2 separate regions of the Homo sapiens genome follow, and region 2 is linked to region 1. Evidence: read pairs that join two places in POLR2A ChIA-PET (ENCODE). Cell type or tissue: OCI-LY7. All regions are shown on one strand. Links, peaks and the distances in the headings refer to the core of each region. The heading gives the core; the rest is flanking DNA.

Region 1 (2,924 bases), core at 187-2,686:
TTTGTTTTGTTACAGGCTTAAAAAGATCTCATTTTCCACACCTGATTTTCTTGGTATAATTTCTTACTTCCTTCTTATGTTCAACCCCGCATACACTCAATAATGAAATCTTCATTTTATCTGCCTCCTAAACATGCTCCAAATCTACTCATTTTTTTCCATGTCTACAGCCAAGCTTAGGCACAGCTAAAGACACCATCACCATCAGCCCCTTAATTCTCTTGTCCTACTTTATTTCTCGATCCAGTGCTTTTTATATGCACTCAGAGTTCCTTAAAATGCAAATCTCATCATCTCCATTTCTTTCCGAAAGCTCCTCACAAACACACCTTCTTAGGTTATAAGTCTCATTATACTTTGGGCTCCTCTTCCCTTCAACAGGTATATTTCTCTGAGCACTTTACTCTCAAATCCAATCAGTCTTTCCTCAGTTCTTCAACTGTGCCGTACCTCCTCCTGGCCTATGTTCTTTCTCCACCACTCCTAACCCTCCTTTGGCTTACCTCTAATCATCTGTAGGTCTGTCTCTTTTAGCTTAAGTTTCCTTTGCACTGAAAAATCTTCACAATAGAACCCCAACCCCAACCAAATTTAGGTTGGGCGATCCCGCTATGTGCAGTCACAGAACCACATACTTCCAATCAAAGCTTTCCCACACTGTATGGAGAAGTGCCTTTCTGCCGGTCTGCATTTACTAGTAAACCCCATGCAGGCACACATTACACCCACCGTATTCATGGTTGGAAGCTCAGAAACTGGCATGTGCCTGGCACATAATAAGTCATTAAAAAAAATGTTGAGGAATTAATGAATGGGCCATGACAGAAAGTGTTTTTGTTTTGGGGTTTTTTTTTTCCCCCCACAGCTGGCCCATACATTATAAACCTTATTTTAATCCTCTCTAAAGCAACAAGTATGAAAGTTGTTCTTCACAGCAACTCTCAATACACTCTTGAAAAATAAATAAGTGAAACAGATACAAAAATGGATTTAGGAGCACGCCCCTCTGGAGCACCTCGAAGTTGACAAATGATCATTCCAAGGAACCGGTTGCTCAAGATAGAAATTGAAGTTTCATCATCCTCACACTCTCTCTTTCAGATCACCCTCAACAACAATCATCAGTATCTCTCAGTTCTACCTCAGAAACATGATGAACTTCCCTTTATCTCTATGTCAGGTGTTAACACTCCAAGCCAAGCCAACACCATCTCATGCTGCCCCACAACAGCCTCCCTACTCCAGTTGTTTGCAATTTTCTAATCCATTTTCTATATAGAAGCCCATGTCATCTTTGCAGAACTCTTGATCATGTAACTCTCCTGCTTATAATTTTTTAACGACTACATTTAGAGTGAAGTGAAATAATATCCTCATCACGCTGAAAGAAACTAAGTAGCTGGAGGATGTATGTTAAAGTCAGACTAACAGGCATTTAGGTAAGATGCATTACAAGGAGGATCACTAAGCAATGAGACAGAGTCAATTTTCTAGGAGTAATTTTAAAAATTCTAAATGAGTACACCTACTTAGCATAGTTCAAAACGTTATGAAGTCAAAATTTTTAGAAACACAAGGAGAAAGTGACAGAACCATCATTAGAATCAGAGATTTCAAACAAATCTCTGATGGGAGACTGGCCAAGCAAAAATCAGTAAGGTCGCAGAAATTTTAAGAAAAGTAAGTGAAAGCTTTATCTATTAGGCAAATATACAAGGATGTATACAATAAGAAGACAACATACTTTTTTTTTTTTTTTTTGAGACAGGATCTTACTCTGTCACCCAGATTGGAGTCCGGTGGCATGATCTCGACTCACTGCAATCTCCGCTTCCCAGGCTGAAGCACCTCAGCCTCCTGAATAGCTGGGACTACAGGCATGAGCCACCAACACCCGGCTAGCTTTTGTATTTTTTTTGTAGAGATGGGGTTTCACCATGTTGACCAAGCTGGCCTCGAACTCCTGAGCTCAAAGTGATCTGCTCACCTCAGCCTCCCAGAGCTGGGATTACAGGGATGAGCCACCGTGCCCAGCTAGATAACATACATTCTTTTCAAACACATACAAAGCATTTACAAAAATTACCCTTGAACTACCCCATATAGCAAAGCCACAAAAAATTAGTATCAAACAGACTACACGCTATAAATATAACACAATGAAATTAGAACTGGTAATTTAGTATAGTGGTTTAACATAGAACTCTCAGAAAAAGTTATAATGAAATATATAAAAATGAATAGGATTGAATGACAATACTTCACAACTCATGGGATTCTAGCAAGTTATTTTGTAATATTGACAAATTAATTCTAATGTTTATGTGGAGAGAGGCTAAAGACCTAGAATAGTTAATATAATATTGAAGAAGAACAATGTTGAAGAAATGACATTACCTGACTCCAGGAATTACTATAAAGCTACAGTAATAATCAGGACAGTCTGGTCTTGGCAAAAGAACAAACAAATAGATTAGTGGAACAGAACAGAGTTCAGAAATAGACCCACATAAATATAGTCAACTAATCTTTAACAAAGGTGCGAAGGCAATAAAATGGAGCAAAGATAGTCTTTCCAACAAATGGTGCTGGAACAACTTGACATCCATGTGCAAAAAACTAAATCTAGCCACAGAGCTTATACCCTTTTATACAAATTAACTCCAAACAGATCACAGACCTAAAAGTAAAATGTAAAACTCTAAAACCCTAGAAAACAACTTTAAGAGAAAATCTAGATGATCCTCAGTTCAAAGATGATTTTTTTAGACACAAAACCAAAGACACAATCCATGAAAGACATAACTGATAAGCTGAACTTCATTAAAATGAAAAATTTTTGCTATGTGAAAGACACTGTCAAGAGAATGAAAAGATAAGTAACAGACTGGGGAAAAATATTTGCAAAAGACACATCTGTAAAG
Region 2 (2,924 bases), core at 223-2,722, 190 kb after region 1:
TCAAATCAATTGAACTAGAGAGTAGAAAGATAGTTAACAGAGACTGGGAAGGGTTGTGGGGGTTGGAGGGAAGGTGGGGATGGTTAATGGGTACAAAAAATGAAAAGGAGAAGTAAGACCTACCATTTGACAGCACAATAGGGTGACTATAGTCAATAATAACTTAATTGCATATTTCAAAATAACTTAAAGAATGTAATTGGATTGTTTGTAACTCAAAGGATAAATACTTGAGGGGATGTGGATACCTCATTCTCCATGATGTGCTTATTTCACATTGCATGTCTGTATCAAAACATCTTGTGCACCCCGTATATATATATACACCTACTATGTACCCACAAAAATTTTAAAAATAATTTAAAAATTAAAAAAAAAGAAATAGTGACAGAATAAGAAAGAAAAAGTAAAGAAAGAAGAAATATCAGTACAATGCATAAGAATAAGGACAGAAAATAATAAGAGAATAATTGAAGATGACGCAGGTAAATTTCAGGAAAGGTATATCTGGCCATTGCTTTCTAGTGAAAAGATTCTAATAATTATGACAGTTTCTATGTTTCCATTTGGCAGTCAGTATAATAGAGTGGAAAAACCTTTGGTTTGAAAGAACTGTATTCTAGTCATGTTTGTCACTGTCTAGTCAAATGATCACAGACAGATCATTTAACCCTTCTGTTTTCTTCCCAAGATAAAATAAAAACATATTTATGGCTTTTTTTGCTTTTTAAGAAGCTATGACTTTACATATTTCTGAATACATTTTAGTTAAAATGATTAATCAAAGTCAATATGGAAATTTTATTTTTAAATCCTTATATTTATTCTAATATTTGTGCATTTACTGCAAATTAGTCATATTTTAATTTTCTTGTTTATTCTTTTTTATATTACCCCAGTAGAAAGTGTTAACACATGAAAGTAGGTAGAACAACTGGTCATGCTTAATGTAACTGGATTTGTGACAAAAAAAGAATGCACTAAATTATTTTTAAAATGTTAGTTCAAGATGTTTCATTTAAATAGTTTCTTGAATTCCTGAGATGTATGTTCTTTTGAAGTGTAAAAGACTCAGTGAAGATCATAGGTTCAAGGCCTGGCCCTGATGTGATTGAAAGACTATATGCTTTTGGGTTCAAATAAGAGAAAATCCAACTAAATAGTGCCTTATACCTGTAATATGCCTGGAAGCTGGCAGTTGCTTATATAGCCTCAGCAATAAAATGGGATCATCCAGTGGAACTGGAGGATATTATGTTAAGGGAAATAAGCCAGGCACCAAAAGACAAACTTCACATATTCTCATTCATTTGTGGGAGCTACAAATGAAAACAATTGAACTGATGGAGATAGAGAGTAGAATGATGGTTACCAGAGGCTGGGGAGGGTAGTGGAGAGTAGGGGTGGTTAATGTGTACAGAAATATAGTTAGATAGAATGAATAAAATCTAGTATTTGATAGCACAACAGGGTGACTACAGTCAACAATAATTTACTGTACATTTGAAAATAACTGAGGATAACTAGAATGTTTGTAACACAAAGAAATGATAAATGCCTGAGGTGATGGATACCCCATTTACCCTGATGTGATTCCTACACATTGTATGCATGTATCAAAATATCTCATGTACCCCATAAATATATACACCTTCAGTGTACCCATAAAAATTAAAAATTAAAAAGTTTTAAAAAATGGAATCATCAAGGAACCTGACTCTTTTCATCCTTCAACTTTGTCATCCTCAGTGGGCTTTTCATATTTTCTTTTCTTTTTTTTTTTTTTTTTTTGAGATGGAGTCTTGCTCTGTCACCAAGGCTAGAGTGCAGTAGCGCAATCTTGACTCACTGCAGCCTCACCTCCTAGTTCAAGTGATCCTCCCACCTCAGCCTCCCAAGTAGCTGGGATTACAGGTGCCTGCCACCATGCCCAGCTAATTTTTGTACTTTTAGTAGAGATGGGGTTTCACCGTGTTGGCCAGGCTGGTCTTAAACTCCCACCCTCAACTGATCTACTCACCTCAGCCTCCCAGAGTGCTGGAATTACAGGAGTGAGCCACCACTTCCGGGCTCATATTTTCATAGTTGCACTTGTTCCGTGGTTGCAAGATAACTGCCACATCACCAGGTTTAAATCTTCACATCAACATCACAGACAGGAGGGGATAAACTACTACTGTATTCTTTTGGAGGAGGAAGGGAAATGCCAGGTTTCCCTGATGTCTCATTAGCTACAACTCCTTCACATGCCACCTCTGGACCAACCATTCACAGAAGAGAATGAGATTATTATGAATGGCCTAGACCAATCATATCTCATTCCTTGGGGCTATGTTAGGATCCCACATTGCCTGAGGTTAGAGGACCTCTGCCCATTGCAAAATCTAGTTTCTGTTTGCAGGGAGGAAAGATATAATGACTACTGAATGGTCAACTCACAGAAAGACTTGTTACATCTATGAGATCTATTATGTATAAAATCTGGAGAAAGTGTTTAATTGCTGGTTGTTAGTTCAGGATGGATCGATTGCACAGGATTTTGAACTAATGCATAAACACCTTTTTTTTTTTTTTTTTTTTTTGAGATAGGGCCTCACTCCCATGGCCCAAGGTGGAGAGCAGTGGCGCGATCCCAGCTTACTGCAGCCTTGACTTCCCAGGCTCAGGTGATCCTGCCACCTCAGCCCCCGAGTAGCTGGGACTGCAAATGCTTGCCACAATGCTCAGCTAATTTTTGCATTTTTTGCACAGACAGGGTTTTGCCATGTTGCCTAGGGAGGTCTCAAACTCCTGGGCTCAAGGTGATTTGCTGCCTTGGCATTCCAAAGTGCTGGGATTATAGGCACGATCCACTGTGCCTGGCCAAGACCTGCTTTTTAAGACCTAAAAGACACCCTAAAAGATAACAAATGGAATGCTCTATC

The links. Peaks named below come from ENCODE experiments on the same cell type or tissue, not always from the same donor. Only the 100,000 strongest peaks of a DNase experiment are listed, where the experiment ranks them.
Region 2: POLR2A ChIA-PET joins it to region 1 with 6 read pairs; 2 of 35 experiments call an interaction of 5 or more read pairs at or near these places.

Annotation. Positions count from the first base shown.
Region 1 is chr13:73,975,308-73,978,231 of GRCh38, forward strand. The region is part of intron 2 of KLF12 (KLF transcription factor 12); the gene reads right to left. Among named protein-coding and RNA genes, the nearest start is that of KLF12, 160 kb to the right of the region's middle. In OCI-LY7, for the core only: no CTCF peak of the experiment used is centred there; a DNase peak (open chromatin) is centred at 1,144; H3K4me3 peaks cover 692 bases; H3K27ac peaks cover 2,355 bases.
Region 2 is chr13:74,163,528-74,166,451 of GRCh38, forward strand. It overlaps a transcript of KLF12 not described here. Among named protein-coding and RNA genes, the nearest start is that of KLF12, 31 kb to the left of the region's middle. In OCI-LY7, for the core only: no CTCF peak of the experiment used is centred there; no DNase peak of the experiment used is centred there.